Regions from separate parts of the Homo sapiens genome. Here region 2 is linked to region 1. Evidence: chromatin loops called from intact Hi-C (ENCODE). Cell type or tissue: ascending aorta. All regions are shown on one strand. Each heading gives the region's core, and the rest is flanking DNA. Links, peaks and the distances in the headings are about the cores only.

Region 1 (6,957 bases), core at 561-3,060:
AATGCTTTTGGGTGAGTTTTCCCACTAAGGAAACCACACCACTAGTGGGATCAATTTCAAACAGCTTGAAGGGATTTCCTCCCACAATGCTGTAGTTCAGGTCTGCATTGATGCCATCATCACTGTCTGTTGCCAACACTGTAGCTACTACTGTCCTGACATTACTCGAAGGTGGCAGTAAAGTGTAGGAAATGTTTTTGGGAAGGGTAACTGTGGGAGCATTGTCATTTTCATCCATCACAAAAAGCGAGACTGTAGCTGTGGCAGATCTGGGAGGATCTCCCCCATCCACAGCCTTGACTCTGAAAGTGTATGTGGTCTGATGTTCCCGGTCAAAAGACATTGTGGAGTAAATGGTCCCCGTGTCATTTTCAATAGAAAAAATGTTATTGTTCTCCTCTATGTACAGGCTCATCTCTGCATTCCGCCCCTTGTCAGCATCCATCACGGTGACCATCCCCACAGGGCTGTTGGGCTGCAAGTTTTCTTTCACATAAAAGGTGAAGACGTCCTGCATAAACTTAGGGTCATTGTCATTTTTATCAGCCACCTGCACAATCACCGTAGTGCTGCCCTGCAGCACGGGGATGCCTTTGTCTTTGGCGTTAACTTTAAACTCATACCTGTCAGTCTGCTCGCGGTCCAGCACGGTATTGACCAGGATGTCCCCAGAATCGGGATCGATGGCAAAGATCCCCATCACAGAGGAGTCCAGCGAGTAGGCGATCTCGGCGTTCTTACCGCTGTCTGCGTCTGTCGCCAGCACCGTGGCCACCCTCTCGCCCGGGATGTTGTTCTCAGGGAAGTAAACCTCCACCACCGACTGGCCGAACATGGGCGGGTTGTCGTTGGTGTCTCCCACCTTGACAATCAGGGAGTTGTTGCTCGAGAGGCTGGGGCTGCCTGAGTCCACCGCCACGATGACCACGTTGAACTCCCGGGTGGCCTCATAGTCCAGAGGGGTCGAGGTGTGCAAGAAGTACTTTTTCTTGTTCTGGTCGCCCTCGGTGTCGCTGGCTGGCTTGAGCTGGAAGGGCACGTCGCCCACCACGGTGCAGGTGACCACCCCGTTCTCGCCTTGGTCTCGGTCGGACACCTGCACCAGAGCGATGGGGGTGTCGACCAGAACGTCCTCGGCCACGTTGGCCACCCCGTCCTTGAGGGGGATGCGCCCAATCTTGCGGATTTCAATGGACGGCACGTTGTCGTTCTCGTCTTTGATGTTAAGGACCACGGTGGCCTTGTCGGTCTTGGGGGGCTGCCCGCGGTCGCGGGCCATGACCGTGAAGCGCAGCTGGTTCACCTCCTCGCGGTCGATCCGGTGCAGGACGCTGAGCCAGCCGGACGTCTCGTCAAGGCGCAGCAGCCGCCTCACCGACTCGGTGGCCGCCCCGAACACGTATTCGATCTGCCCGTTGACCCCCACGTCCAAGTCGGCTGCGCGCAGTTGCAGGATGGGGGTCCCCGGGGCGCTGTTCTCAGCCAAGTCGGCCTCGTACACGCTCTTCTCGAAGCGGGGGCTGTTGTCGTTCACGTCGGTGATGAGGACCCGTAGGATGGCCTGCGAGGAGCGAGGCGGGTCGCCGCCGTCGCGCACTCGCAGGGTCAGCTCGTAGGAGTCGCGCTGCTCGCGGTCCAGCGCCCCCTTCACGATCAGCTGCGGCTGCTTCTCGCCGTCCGGGGTGTCCGCCACCTGCAGCTCGAACACGCTGCTGCGGCCGCCGGGGTTGGTGCCGCCGCCGCCCTCTGATGCGTCCAGCCGCCGCTTGGAGCCTCCCGAGCCGCCGCCGCTCGCGCCGTTCCCGCCGCCCCCGGGGTAGGGGGCGCTGTCGGCCGCCCCGGCGCGCCGGCTCTCGCCGCCGCTGCCGCCGCCTCCGGGCTCCTGGAGCAGCTCGTAGCGCTCGATGCCGTTGCGGCCGAAGTCGCGGTCGGTGGCTGTGGGCAGCAGGTAAAGTGTGCCCACCGGCCGATTCTCCTCCACCGTGAGCGTGAGCACGGGCGACGGGAAGGTGGGCGTGTTGTCGTTGATGTCAAGCACGATGACCTGACCCTCAAACAGGTCCACCCAGCTCTGCGAGGGCCCGATCACCGACACCTCGAAGTCCAGGAAGCACTCGTTCTCGTCGAAGATCATCTGACACTGGGGCAGCTTCTCGCGGTCGATGCGCCGCTCGCTCGTGCTCAGCTCGCCAGTGAGGTTGTCGATCTTCAGGTACTCGGAACCGGACTCCAGGCTGAAAGTCACCTCACCCGATCCGGTCACGATGCCCAGGTCTGAAGCCACGTTGCCGATGCGGACGTCGGCGGGGCCCTCCTCGGCCAGCCGGTACCGGAGGAGCTGCTTGGCGGCCGCCAGGCTGAGCGAGAGCGGCAGGAGGAGGCAGCAGCCCAAGCACCAGCCGCGCGCCCATCCCGCGGTCCGCATCCTCAGCATCTTCTCCTGCTGCTGCTGCTACTGCTCCTTCTAACCACAGCCCCCTCGGCGCCCCCCTCCTCCGGGGCCGGCCGCCTGCCCTCCCCCGAGTCCTCTCCCCTCTCCCGGAAAGGAAGGAGCGAGAGGGAGGGGAGGGAGGGGGCAAAAGCGGCGTGGAGAGTTGGCCGGGAATGGGGGTGGGAGGGCAGCGATAGATGCTTCTTTTTTTCCTCCTGCTTCTTCCGAAAGTTATTGTTTCATAATTCATGCAATGGGTGCTAATCGCCCGCTCGCCTGCCGCCGTTCAGTCGCAGTACTCACAGTTCACGGGACACTGCGCGCCGCGGGTTCGGCGCTCCCCCAACCCAGAGTCATCCCCTCAGCGGGCGGAGAATCCCCGGCTCTAGTCCCCGCTCTGTCGGAAGGGGCCAGAACCGCTCCGGCAGACGGGCAGTGGGGCTGGGAAGAGGTGGGGAATGAGCCTGCAGCCTCCCCCGCCTGCCAGCCCGCTGGTCTTTGCTGCTACTCGAGTTGAGTCCAATTCACGTTCCAGGCACTCACTCCAAACCCAGGCTCTGCTCCGGCTCCGGCCACCCAGACAAACGTGAGTCGCTTCCTGCACCAGGCGCTGGGGCCAGCAACAAGCCAGTCTCAACTCCGACTCTGCTCATGCAGCGGGGGAGCCAGTCAACAGATCGAGAATGAAAAATCCCCCGGCACGTCGCTTCGGGCACGGTGCAGGGGAGACTACTCGCGTCACAGAGCGGTCAGTGTCAGGGTCCCCCCGGCGCGCCAAAGAGAAGCCCGAGCCATCTTCAGAGACGCCCAGAGTCAGTCCCTTCTCACCCCGGAGAGCGCGGGTTTCTCTTTTTTCTTAACAACTCTGCGCAAGGTCATTAGTCACGAAGCAGCCGCCTGAAACCGCAGCAGCCTTTCGCCCACGGGGGCGAAGGCTGAGCAGTGCGCACCGTGCGGTGCCCAAGTTTGGGTTCGCAGCCGCAGAGTCCGTGCCTTTTCTCACCTGCATTCGGCCCGCATGTCGGAGCAGTGGGATCTGCAGCGCTGTGCGCGATTCAGGGAGGAGATTGCAGCCTCTCTCTCCCCGCTCTCTCTCGATCCCTCCCCTCCCTCCCTCCCTTTCTCTCTCCTCCCTCCTCTCTCTCCTCCCTCCTCTCCTTTCCCCTTTCCCCCTCTCCCACTCGCTCTCTTGCACGCTCTCTCTCCTTCCCAATGCAGGGAACTCAAGCTGAACTTGATCCCTTTGCAGTTCAAAGGTGAGCAAACCAGGCTCGGAGCACAGGCGACGTTAGCCGGCGAAAGCGCACGGCCGGGCGTCCCCAACGGCAATTAACAAAGATGCCCAATTCTGTCTGGATTTCCGAAGAAAAGCCAAAGGCTTTCGGGCGGGGGTGGAGGGGGAGGTGGAGTCAGAGACAGCTGCCAAGTAGCTTAAAAAAAAAAATCCAGTTTGCCAAGGGGAGAAAAAGTGTCAGTCGGTTGTGGCCTCGGAAGTGCCCTGGCACGGCTGGTGAATTCCGCAGTTGTCTCGTCCCTTTTCGCGTCTGGGAGAGTCTGGTGCGGGCGCTCCCGCCGCCCCTCGGGCTGCAGCGGCTCGGAGACACTGAACCGCTAGTGGGAATCTCCCGTTCGCTACCCGCGAGCAGGAAACCCGCAAGTTGCCCAAAGTGGTGGTTGCTGCTGGGTGCTCGCTCGCTCACGGATCAGGCTTGTCCCTGACGCTGCTGCTGCAGCGGCGGCGGCAGTAGCAGCCGAGCCGCCGAAACTACACACTAGGAGAGAGCGAGGGAGGAGGGCCCGGGATAAGGAGGCGGGAGGGAGCGTCAGCCAGCCGCCGCGCTCGGGAAAGCCCAGCCTCAGCTCCAGGGGCCGCTCAAAGTGTGCCCAATCCCAGCCAGTCCTCTTTAAGCCAAAGCCCAGTCCCCCTCCCTAGCGAGTACCGCCGTCTTCTCTGGGGGACTTGTTTTCCCTCCCTCGGGCTGGTAAATTTCCTCCTCCCTTGACTAATGCCCAGTTCACGCGTGAGAGCTTTCGGAGCTGGTGTCAGGATAGGTTTCTCCTTCTCCCTCCCTCTCAGACGACGTCCTCCTCCCCCCGGAAAGTGTCTCCGGTTCGCGATTTAGGATCTTGGTTAGGACATGGTTATCGGGGTCCTGGGGAACCTACGAGCGCCCAGAAAGCCACTCTGTTCTGAAAAACCATGACGGGCTGCAGTAGTGAAGAGAGAACATCAAACTCCAGAGAGCTGGAGAAAGATCCTTTTTTGGGAGCTCAGACTTTGGATGGTTGCGGGGGGCAGGGGCGGCGGTGGGTGGAGGGTGAAGGATGTCTGTCTTTGTTTAAATGCTTGACATTCCTGTCGTCGTGCTTGCTTGCGGGGGTAGACCGTGTGTGCGCGCCTGGGGAATAAACACATGTTGGAAACCTCGATATTATTTTCTGAGCAGAAACCTGCAGCCTTTAGTAACTGGCAAAGTGTAGCGTCACCTATCTGGATAAAAGGGAAATAAACTTTAATGGCAACTTTGTGTACCAAAGTGTCCCCAGCTTTCCCATCTCTCCTTTTGACTTTGTGTCCCTTGACTGTCCCTATTTCCTGAAGCAAGGCTTCTCCAATTTTCATTCACGACCACCGCAGCCGGCCTCATCAGATCTCAGGTCTGGTTGTGTTTTTGAACTGAGCCATTTACTCATTTATTTCAGTGGCTGTAAACGAAGAGGCCCGGCTAGGATTAAGACGACTGAGACGGACTGTAGGTATTTGGGGAGAATTTTTACCATCTCGAAAGAGAGAAAGGGCCGCTGCTGGGATTTGCTTAGTCTTCAGCTCGCCTGACGTATCCATACACATTTAAGGGCCTCCCCTCAAAGAAAAATTTAAAGCCGAAAAAATAAAATCTGTCCAGTGTGGGTATTCTTTACGAGACCTGGGTGACGAGGCAGAATGATTTAAACAAGACAAACACCAATAAAGTCAACGAGCAGATGTAGCGCGCGGTTGTTTGGGCGGGCGCAGGAACAGGAATGAGGAGGGAGAGGCGGCAGAGATTTCCAAGCTCTCCCTACAGGGGATCGTAGATGCCCGTTGGATGGAAGTGTGTCTAAGTGTGTGTCAGGGAGCTGGCGAGTATTTTCCAGTCTGTGAAAGTAGCATCACCCCAGGGGTGGTGGCTCCTCCTCCGAGGCCAGGGCAGGGAACCCGGCCTTCCCGCTAACCCTCCCGCTGCTGGCACCCGAACCTCTCAGCTCTGTATCTGCAGCATCAGCGAGAAAAGCCCCGCGCGCAGGCTCAGTGCGCACCGCCGCAGTCTCGAGCCGGGGGCGGGGGTGGGCTCCGCAGCGCCTTCGCGGCCGGCTAAGTGGCAGTAAAGCCAAATCCCTCTTACATTTGGCAAGAACCCGGGTTTATCGGAACGCCTGCCTCTCTCCAAACCTCCGACCCTGGTTCCCCTTTTTCCCAGGTTGGAGGCAAATGGGAGAAGCCGTCTCCACTCCGCGGCCTTGCGCCGTGCATTCCGATGCGCGGCAATATGGTGCAGTGCACTCACTCCCCTCATCGCCTTACTAAGATTTTGCAAACTTCAGGCAGCCGCTTGGGCAGAAACGTTGTGCACTCCCTCTTCCCTCTCCAGACCATAAACTTGAATAAGCCTCTCCGCATCTTCAAAGCATTTGCTCGCGGCTCTGGCGCGCACTCTCCAGGCGCACACTTGAGCGGGGCGCGAAGGAGTGGGCGGCTTTTCCTCAGCGCGCTGCACATTTCTTCCCGGATGACTAGGGAGTTGCAGCGCGTCCTTCACAGTGGAGTGGTTTCCTCTTTGCGAGCGGGAGGAAGTCTCCAGCCCGCCCTCCTCACTCTCATTCCTACCAACTTCGCGGCGGAGCCAAGCCAGCGTGGGAAATGGGTCCGACGTGTGCTGCATGGAGAACAGCGAGGACAGACTGCGGGGGCCAAGAAGCCTGCTGGCTTTGCTCCCACCCCCATCAGTCCCAGGCTCCGACCTTTCTGCCAGAGCAGCAAAGAAGTGGCGGCGGCTTTGCCCTGCAGCGCCGTTCTGGGCAAGCAAAGGAAATGGGCGGGGTAGGGGTACGGGGGAGGTGAGAGGAGCCCTCGGGGCGCCCTTGCGGCGGCTGGAGCTCCCAGTCCTCTTCCGCCCCCTCTCTAGGGGCTGACACTCTCTCCTCTCGCCGGCGCAGAGGATGAATGAAGAGAGAAGCAGTTTCTCCCACCCCCGCCCCATTTCCGCAGTCTTAGAGCCAGTGTCACAAGTGCTCAGCAATTTCATTAAATGGAACCGGGAGACTTAATCCCCCCCGGTACCAGACCTCACCGAGGGAATGTGATATCCGGCTTCGCTCCCACCCACCAACCCCCCCCCCCCCCCCCCCCCGGCTTCTCAGACCCGAGGCTGCATTTATCTACTCAACCTGAGAGGAAAGGGTTCAGAAGGAAATGGGATCGAAAGTGTAACCGCCTGCAATAAATTAAAGAGCCTGCTGCTGCTGCTGCTGCTGCTGCTGCTGCT
Region 2 (10,500 bases), core at 3,380-5,879, 180 kb before region 1:
TGTAAATTTGTTTAAGTTCCTTGTAGATTCTGGATATTAGCCCTTTGTCGATGGGTAGATTGCAAAAATTTTCTCGCATTCTGTAGGTTGCCTGTTCACTCTGATGATAGTTTCTTTTGCTGTGCAGAAGCTCTTTAGGTAATCAGATCCCATTTGTCTATTTTGGCTTTTGTTGCCAAGGAAGCCCATTTCTTTAACTCCCCTGCTGGAGGTCTCCATAGCCCAGTGTTCTTCATCTTCATACACAGTTGCTGAGAAGTCCATAGACAGGTCATCAGCTTGAATCTTGGTTTAATAATATTTTTCCTTGCATCTGGATCCTCAACAATGCACATTTTAAAAATTATTGCTGGGACCATAATCTGCTTTATTTTATTTTATTTTTGAGACTGAGTCTCACTCTGTCACCCAGGCTAGAGTGCAGTGGCATGATCTTGGGTCACTGCAACCTCCACCTCCTAGGTTCAAACGATTCTCCTGCCTCAGCCTCCCAAGTAGCTGGGATTACAGGCACCCGCCACCACGCCCAGCTAATTTTTGTATTTTTAGTAGGTACAGGGTTTCACCATGTTGGCCAACCTGGTGTCAAACTCCTGACCTCAGGTGATCCTCCTGCCTCGGCCTCCCTAACTGCTGGGATTACAGGTGTGAGTCACAGTGCCTGGTCCATAATCTACTTATTTTTAATTCCTTGAAATGCAATATTCAAGATGCTATATAACAGCACTTTTCTAATATATCAAATTACTGGAAAGTGTAGCTGCTATTGAACCAAATATATCTCATTGTTTCAACATTTATAGTTCTTCAATTGTATTAAAATGTTTACACACTATTCTGGACTTTTCAACTATACTGTATAGCCTTTATAGGCAGCATTTATCCATTATAGCTCTGTTTCAATGACAGTATCTTAAAAATTGTTTTTACCAATTGCTACATATTAACATGTTTTAATATGTCTTGTTCTTTTGGAAATAACTGAATTAGGGGTTTGGGGGACTTGGATTCAAATAGTGGTTTTGATGTTGTGTGAAATATGGGACAATACCTAATCTTTCAGCATTAATACCTTCAACTTTAAAATGAGGGAATTTTAATAGGTGATATTTACTATTCTTTTCAGTTGTTTAATTCTCTTAAACCATATGACTTTGAAACCGTAAGAGTATATGGGTTGGATCAGTGACTAAATGACTGAAATCAATGATTTCAGGGTAGACTTTGTTCACTTATTGAGAAATTCCTTAGCATACTGCCTGGCTTTGAAAATGTTAATGTATCTTGGAATATCACAAAATATGCATACTAATCAAACATCTTAGTTAATTAACTTAACGGAAAGCACAGAAATGGCAAGGTTTCCTTAAGCTTAATATCTTTGTGGAAAAGCAAAGACATTCCCAAAGATAAGTTCCTTGGAATATGTTTGTTTAAATCTTCCCTACCTCTGAAACCATCTCTTCTGTGATTTCTTCTTAGCCTCATAAAAATATTGAATTCCTACTGTGTGTAAAAGGCTGCAAGATCTCATTTATCTAAAATGTATAATTCTAATAGCAGAGGATAGCAAGGCTGGTGTAAAATAGAACAGAGAAAGCATGCTGGACTACAGCTGGATTTCACCTTCCAATTTATTTGAGTCAAGCCCTTGTAAGGCTCTATGATTACACCCACAGAAAGACAGGAAGACAGAGGGAGTCCTAGTCAGGAAAAGAGATATTGACAAGCAACTAATGCGAAAAATACTATCTTCACAATGACATGCAATCCAACAGAGACTTATTAAGCACTTGCTTTGTGCCTACCACTGTGCTGAAAAATCTACATGCTGCAAAGTCAGGCATTAAACCCAGTTGGGCAAAGTGTGGATTAATCGTACAAAAGCATTCACAGAATACAAGCAAAGGTTTCTTTTATTTTTGTGGTTTTTTTTTGTTTTTCATTTTCTCATTGTGATAATCATCAAAAGCTCAGTTCACATGCTGCTCTGTTGCTTTGCATGACTACCCTATAGAACCATGGAGTTCCAGACGCAGCTGAATGAGGTCGATAAACCTACATGGTAAATTACACAGTTGGAGTTAGTCTGCAGCAGTTCAAGGGAGCAATGCTGAAGAGCCAAGTGGAACTCCAGTAGTATGTAAAACACTAAAAATGAACAAATAAACAAGGACAAAAAACCAACTTTAAAAAGCTACCTCCTAAAATACACAGAAGCACAGATAGGGGCCTGCATCATGAGCATTGGAATCAATTGTCCCATAATGAAATGAATGAAAATGAAACGTGCATGTTAAGATCCACTCAAACAGATGCTCCATTTTCTTTTTCTTTTTTTTCTTTTTCTATCTTAGACATTTCACATAAACTGCACCTGGTGAAATCTGTTTAGGAAACTACATACATTTAAAATCCTTGGGTTTTCATATTCTGTGGAATGAAGGTTTGTGTCCTTAAATACCTTTTCCTGGTCAAGATGAATTAAAATGTCTCACAGGAATCAAGACAGACAAATAGAGTCAGTTTCTGAAGTGTTAGTTAAGCATTAAATTATTAAGCTGAACTGAAACCTGACTTTGGCACCCAAACCTTTTACTACACAGGTGAACTTATTTCCTCTGCCACTCCCATCACTCATTTGTTTTAACTTCCTTATCTGCACTTTGTTAGAAAGGAAAGCTACCAGTGACCATAAGGAAAAATATATTCAACGCCGAGCATATGTTAATTTTTATTACTTAGTACAAGTCAGATGACTGCAGGGAAATAATTGAAGGTGAGTGTGCTAAGTAGAAAAATAGACTCCCAACAAGGTCCAAGTCTTAATGAATGGAAGCGGAGACATGTTTCACATGCAAAGGGGAATTAAGGTTGCAGACGAAATGCAGTTTGTTAATCAACTGACTTTAAAATGGGTAAATTGTCTATTGAATCATCTGGGTGGGCCCATTATAATCACAAAGTTTCTTAAAAGGAGATGGGGGAGACAGAAAAGAAGGTCAGGGGATGCACTGTGAGGATTCTATTCACCATGGGTAGTTTTGAAGAGGGAGGGAGTGGGCTGCATGCCAAGAGCTGTGAAAGGCAAGAGAGCCTCCATAACAAACATTGATTTGCCAGCCCCCTTGATTTTAGTCTAGTGAGGCCGATTTTGCATTTCTGACATCAAGAAATATAAGGTAACAAATGTGCATTGTTTTAAGCCATATGCTCCTGGTAGTTTCTTACAAAGCAATAGAAAACTTATATAGTAGGTTGTAGATCCTGGTTATGGTGGGGAGTAGATGGAAGTGACAGAGTTGGGCTTGGGTTTCATACTTATGAAAGAGGCTATAGTCATCATTGAAATTTAAATGGGTGTTCCCTGTTGGGTTCACCTGTAGGGCACTGCAAATCACATGTCATTCTAACAATTACACTTATTTTATAAAACACTCAATATATTGTGTTGTATATTTTGTGTTTAAAAATGTTAGCTTAATAAGTGTAAAATCATCAAAATAGTCTTTATAGTCTTACTTTTACATGTAGTATCCTTTTAATACAAAAAAACACCAAAAACAAAAAAAATGAAGTAGGCTAGGTCTCTGGAATCCCTTGTAAGGCATAAACACTGCAAATTTACATTTTGGTTCTCTCTTTTCAGATAACTAATATTGTATTTAGGGAAATTCATGGAGTTTCAAGTCAGGAATCCAGAACTTCTTCTGTGACATCAACTATAAATTGAGCAATCTTTGGCCACTCAATTTCTGAGTCATGATTCATCTTTGGAAAATATAAAGGATAATCTTTCCATTTTAAAGATGCAATGAAGATCTGATGAGATCTTTATAAGTGAAACAGATTTACACTGTAGAGTGCTCTATAAATGACTGAATTAAGCCCAGAATTGTGTCCACAGGATGAAGATTTTAGGGAACTGTTATATACACTAAGACAAAAAAAAAATCCAGGAACTTGAAAGAAATGAGTTTTTTTCCACACTTGTAAGAATAAAAAATAACTGATAATAAACGTCTTTATTTTCAGGATTGGCCTAATTTTCACTGGAGAGAGTTATTGAATCCTGATTGGAGCCTAATTGGAGTTAACCATCTCTGTAGCTATTGTCTTTTGCTTCCTTCCTTCTTTCTTGTTTCTGTTTTATACTTGAGTTAAAAAAATATTAAGAGGATGAGTTATTTATATAAAAACTTAAGCTTTTCAGAAGAAATGAGAAAAATAAATTCACTAAATAATATTAAGTTATGATATTTTCATGATTCTTTAGGAAAATGAGAATATTCACAACCTGGCCATAACCCAGGGTCACAGAAGTCATTCTTATTCAGAAGGGCAAAGTTGTCAGATGTACTTTTGGCCATCCGGAGTTTAATTTTAAAGCACAATTTGATAATATAACCTAAATTTTCCAGTGTTCTCCATGTATTATCCAATAGTAAATGCCACAAGAGCAACTTATTTCATTTATCCTTTTCTTGAGAAAAATGGTTTGAATTCTTAAGCTTGTAGAAAAGGGATATTTTTAAACAGGAGGGCAAAACAAATCTATGAGGCAATAGTAGAACAATCATATTTTATTACTACTACTACTTGGCTTTCTAAGCCTGTTTACATTTCATATTTGAAGACTTGGTGAGCCATATCTAAAATAAAAGGGTTTTATTCCTTATTTTTTTAAACTTTTTTCCTTATGACTTTTTCAAGTCTCTTTTTTTTCCACAAAAGTTTATAGATATGGGCATTTTCTACACATTACTTCACTAATATCTTAATTTTCACTTCAGAAGCACTAAAATGATAACACTTTGGGACCCATAATCTGTTAAATTTATTATAGCCTATTAAAATGTTTGATTCACCAGTGTTTCTGCTCCCTGGATCTCATTATATGCATCGCACGTATTAAGAAATAGCATTAATAATAAAGCATGTAATTAAGCTAACTCATTCTGGGGGAAGGAACAAGATAGTGTCGGCATTTTTAAAAACGTTTAGCTTCAGTTTTTTTTAAATGACAACTGCTTACATTGGCAGATCATGAATTAACTAGGGATGACATTTATTACCTGCACTCAGTTTGACAAAGAACGCTGAAGTAAAAAAACACAGAGATACAGGGCTGGGCCACAGACTTACATACTGCAACAACTGACCAATAGAAAGATCATCCTTTCCAGTGGATAATGATTAACGGGTAGCAGACATTTCCCAGAACATAACGAAAGAAGAAAGGCAAAGCCTTCTTAGTAATTGAGTTGATAAAGTGTTTGTACTTAAAATGCATAGTGACATTCCCTAATACTTATCGTTTGTCACAGTAGTACTATGGGTAATTACTCGTGTTATTCTGCATTTTATAGAGAAGAAAACCAATGCCCGTGGAGGAAACTTGCCCACAGTTACATAGCATAGTTGCTAACTGATCCACAGGTTGGTTCTTATTCATCAGGCAATGTCATGGCCTTGACTGAACCTTAAGAAGTTGATAAACAGGCACTGAGACTTCTGAATATATTGATAAGAGCACTGATATAACTAAACCACATTTCAGCATAGCCCAGTTTATTTAAAAGTAAAGGTCGGTAGAACTTGAACTATACAAGAAAACCAGTCCTCAGGAGAATGAAGTCAATTATTCTAGCCACTTCTGATAAGAGTTTTTCATGAGTTCCTTAGGCTGAAAAATTAGACATCCAGTTTGAACTCCACCAGACATTATCTGCAGTTGGTTACATTTAAGCCAATTGTAAGGGAAAAGGTATGTAGTTCACCTTCCATCATGTGGGTTGTAGTCATTTTCTTACAGCCCAGTAAATTCCCTGCCGTGTTTTACACAAGTCAGCTGTTCTCCACTCTGGCTGCACATTTGAATTACCTGGGAAACTTAAAAAAATATTGATGTCTGAACCACATCCTAACATTATTTTTGCATACAGCTCAGTATCTATGTCAGCAAGGTTGAAAAATCTACTCTGGCCCTAAAATAAAATGGGAAATCATCCTAATTTTAATCTGCCTTGGCTGCTAGGGATGTCAGCACTCCATCACCATATGATTTATAAACTAAGTAGGATTGGTATATATACTTATTCCTCTCTCTATCTGGTTTTTCTGTTTACTATTTCTATGTTAATAGTCTTAATGTAAATGTGACTTATTATAAAATACCTCACATCTTTTTGGAAGCTGGTAGCCTTCATTTTGAAAATGATTATAGAAAAACTTAAATGAGTATTTCTTCTCATTCACTTTATTTACTCTGTGAAAATGGCTGGGTGTTGTTTTTTAAAGCTATCGTACATTCTAGTAAAAGTAATTTGTAATTGGAATCAATCATATTTGGGAGTTTGTTCAGAAACAGGATGAGTAATAGAGTTTTATTTATTAGATACTATATGAACAATGAAGATGACATCAAAAACCAGAAAATTCATCTTCATAGAGTTATCTAACACTTGTCATAAGACATGAAAGACATATGTTGCCCCTCAATTAGCAATTAGTCTTGTAAGACTGGTGCTAGCCCTATTTTTTATCATCATATTGCAAATATAGAGTGCCATTCCTGACTTTATTTCCATGTGATCAAATGCAAGTTCCTTCTTTAAGCCCAGGAACTCCCCATATATAATGCCATCACTAGACAGCACTATGAAGCATTTCTATATCTATGTCTTTACCATCTCTTCTGCCTTTTAGCATTTTTTATGTCTATATTTTACTCAAGTCATTCTACTGACATACTGCATCAGAACCATCTAGGACAAATTACCCTTTCTCTGTCCTGGGACTTCCATGCACTGATTTGTAAATACCCATGGTGATGATAAGAAGAGTATTGATGTATTACCTTTTAGATGATGTGTTGCTCCTGTGTCTTAGCCCAATTAAAATCCCTGGTGCTTTAAGAAAATCTTTCATAAGTAGTATATATTTCAAGAATATAAATTTTATCTCAAAGTTGAGAGATATTTGAGGAAGACTGAGGGAGGAGATTCAACTCCTTAAATCACAAGCACTCCACCTATTCTTCCTTCAACTGGAAATAGCACCAGACTTGGAGCTGATAATTGAACTTTCCCATTTCAACAGCAATTTAAAAAAATGTATTGGTTCTATTCTTTGCTCACACCATATGTTTTTGTGTTCTAGTTTTACCATTCGTTTGCTCTATGATATAAGACAACCCCTCTAAACTTCAGTTTCCTAATCTCTAATATGGGGGGAAAATGGGAATACTTACATCACAGTATAGCAAAAAGATTTAAGTTAGACAACCCAGTAAATCCCAATCTTTGTGTGTCTGGTGATCTCTTGGGAAACTGTTCAATACTCAGAAGTCCTTTAGCCAAACATCAGACGATATGGTTTTAGGAAAACAAACAGATGATCATGATGCACACCAAGTTTTGAGAATCACTGATATAAACTATGTAAAATATGGACCACATTATTTGTTTTATTATTATTATTGTTATTATCAACATCATCATTTTTATGACTACTATTGAGATGTTGCTTATAGCAGGTGATAAAGTGGGAGTCAGGTCCACCCCTTATCAGGAAGTTTAGTTATGGCAAGACCCAATGCGTAGGATTGCAGCCATTCCCAGCCCACCTCACCCCCACCCCACAAACACACATATGTGGTGAAGAATTGATAAAAGATGAAAAAAAAAATATTAGTGTCATAGTCAAGTGGTTCCTATTCTATAAGGATAGTGAGGAAAATTAAGACTGATTTCAAAAGATGGAGTGAACAGTAAACGGAAACCCAAAAGGATCTCTTAGAGATTATCAGATGACTTAGCCTAGTTCTGGCAGACAGGCTACTGCTTCCTATTGGCTGACAGGCTTAAATGAAACCAGCAGCAGATGATATAGTATATTCCACCTCATATAGGGCAGGCTCAAATAAGATTAGCCTTACAGGAGGGAGCTACAGGTAGTAGCACAGCTTTAAGGAGCTGGGACCTAGATAGGAAATTAGACAAGGGATGATTATTAAACAAGAATATAACAAAAATTTCCAGATACACAAAATATTCATGTCAGGGAAGTCAAAAAAGGGCAATTTTATCCTTCAAAACCTGGAATACAGCAATACCTTACGGGCCTCTCATTCATAAAGTGAACTTTGGTATATTCAATGTGAGCAGGATAGGAATATTTTAGAATTTGCATTGTTCTGGACAGTCATTCTCAAAATCTGTAGCGTAAAAAAACCCTGGGGCAGTGACTTTCAATTTTTTTTAATCACAACCAACAGTAACAAATCAATTTTGCATTCCTATCCTATAAACACACACACCAAAGGAAAACTTCATGAAACAACATTGTCCATTACTTCATAAAGTTCAGTTACTTTTTTTTTCCATATTCCATTCCATTCTTGTCTTTAATTTTAAAATGCTGGTTAAGATCCACTAAATTGACTTTATGACCCATTACTAGGTCTCAATCACAGTATGAAAAAAAAAAGGCATTTGCTAAAAAATAGGGATTTCAGGCCAGGCGCCGTGGCTCACGCCTGTAATCCCAGCACTTTGGGAGGCCGAGGCGGGCGGATCACGAGGTTAGGAGATCAAGACCATCCTGGCTAACACAGTGAAACCCCGTCTCTACTAAAAATACAAAAAAATTAGCCGGGCGTGGTGGCGGGCGCCTGTAGTCCCAGCTACTCGGGAGGCTCACGCAGGACACTGGTGTGAACCCGGGAGGTGGAGCTTGCAGTGAGCTTAGATCGCGCCACTGCACTCCAGCCTGGGCGACAGAGCAAGATTTCCTTTCAAAAAAATTGGGATTTCAGCTCCATCTACACCTCAAGATGTGCGTTTAGTAATTCTAGGGGAGGAATCAGGAATGTGCCTTTTACAAGCAATCTAGATTATTCTGATCTCTAGAAATAATGTGATCTGCGGAGTTAAAAATTACATTCGGATGGAGCTGCTTTCACCTTCTCTTGATGTCTTTCACATTCCTGTTTTTGTATCCTCCTCGACTATCTACCAGAAGTGGAGCCAGCCTTAGATAAGATTCAATCTGATGCCTGCCGCAATTTAACAGAAGAATAAACTAAGGCTCTGAAAGGGTGAGTGCCAGCCCTACACTTAAACTCCTTCGGGTTTTAAAATTCCTTCAGGTTTTATACCGATGGCAGAGTTCAAGTCAACAACAACCACAAATAAAAAAATAAAGGCCCCTCAAATGCAATCTGTGGTTTTATTAGTTCATGCAGTTTTTCCCCCTGAGGCTACTTTTATGGATAGAAAATAGAAACATGTTAAACCAATTTGACTGAACTCTACTTTTTAATGTATAATTTATCTTACTGCAAATTGGAAAACTTAACTTCTCAATTTTCTTATCGGGGTTCAACTACAAATGTACCTTTGGGAGGAAAGAAAAACATTTCCAGTGAACTCTGGAGTTGGATCAGTAAAGCAGACCATTACAAGGCAGAGAGCTGATTATACCAAGCTGTACAGATATTTTCCATTATTGCCAAAGAATCATATATATTGTACTAGTTGGCCAAAATTTGAAATGATTTCTCAAATAAAACTAAAAGCAATTTTGCTTGCATTCCCAGGATATCACTACAAAAAAGTACAACCTATTTCATTGGTTTACAATATTAACCTGTATAATTTATTTCAAAGAGATAAACAGCTATGTGTGCTTTAATTAGTTCGGCTAACCTGATTACATTTACTCTCTACCATCAATAATAGAATTATTCATTCACATAACTTCTGTTAAGAAATTTAGGAATTATAGAACTCTATTCCTCTTCGAAAAACTTGTAATCAATAAAATATAAGCAACTAATATCTAAATCAAATACCTTTACCTTATTTTAATTAAAACATAGATATTAATCCCTTATTTTATATTAACAAAGGCAATTGTCATGTAGCTTAAGAAATATTTTATACTGGGAATTTCTTTAGGAAAACCTTAAAAAAAACTTCCACAAACACTTTGGCATGAATGTGGAAAATATTTCAAGTTAGTGAGCCACTTATTTATGATTTAGTAAACCATAGCATTTACTAAATATGGTTAAATGAGTGACGTAACAAATGACAGAATGATGTTTAAACCTCGTATCTTCGAAGCACTTTCAATGTTTGTATAGTCTCTGACAAAGGAGTTTGTGAAGCAATTTAGTGTTGTAAACAAAGAACTGGGAGGCCGGGCGCGGTGGCTCACGCCTGTAATCCCAGCACTTTGGGAGGCCGAGGCGGGAGGATGACGAGGTCAGGAGATCAAGAACAACCTGGCTAACACAGTGAAACCGTGTGTCTACTAAAAATACAAAAAATTAGCCAAGCATGGTGGTGGGCGCCTGTAGTCCCAGCTACGCGGGAGGCTGAGGCAGGAGAATGGCATGAACTCGGGAGGCAGAGCTTGCAGTGAGCCGAGATCCTGCCACTGCACTCCAGCCTGGGTGACAGAGCAAGACTCCACCTCAAAAAAAAAAAAAAA

The links. Peaks named below come from ENCODE experiments on the same cell type or tissue, not always from the same donor. Only the 100,000 strongest peaks of a DNase experiment are listed, where the experiment ranks them.
Region 2: it touches region 1 in a loop (4-fold over the local background); 4 of 110 quality-filtered maps call a loop at or near these places.

The regions. Positions count from the first base shown.
Region 1 is chr4:30,716,900-30,723,856 of GRCh38, reverse strand. It overlaps PCDH7 (protocadherin 7), which reads right to left and starts at 3,488. Exons shown (of 3, transcript NM_001173523.2): 1 at 1-3,488. The coding sequence starts at 2,434. It overlaps LOC124900844, which reads left to right and starts at 4,736. Exons shown (of 1, transcript XM_047416545.1): 1 at 4,736-6,957. The coding sequence starts at 5,950. The coding sequence ends at 6,516. RefSeq lists an enhancer at 1,969-2,679. In ascending aorta, for the core only: a CTCF peak has its summit at 1,723 (motif pointing left); DNase peaks (open chromatin) are centred at 1,996, 2,166, 2,466, 2,916 and 1 weaker place; H3K4me3 peaks cover 2,500 bases; H3K27ac peaks cover 2,500 bases.
Region 2 is chr4:30,896,908-30,907,407 of GRCh38, reverse strand. All of the region lies in intron 1 of PCDH7 (protocadherin 7), which reads right to left. Among named protein-coding and RNA genes, the nearest start is that of PCDH7, 180 kb to the right of the region's middle. In ascending aorta, for the core only: no CTCF peak of the experiment used is centred there; no DNase peak of the experiment used is centred there; H3K27ac peaks cover 2,381 bases.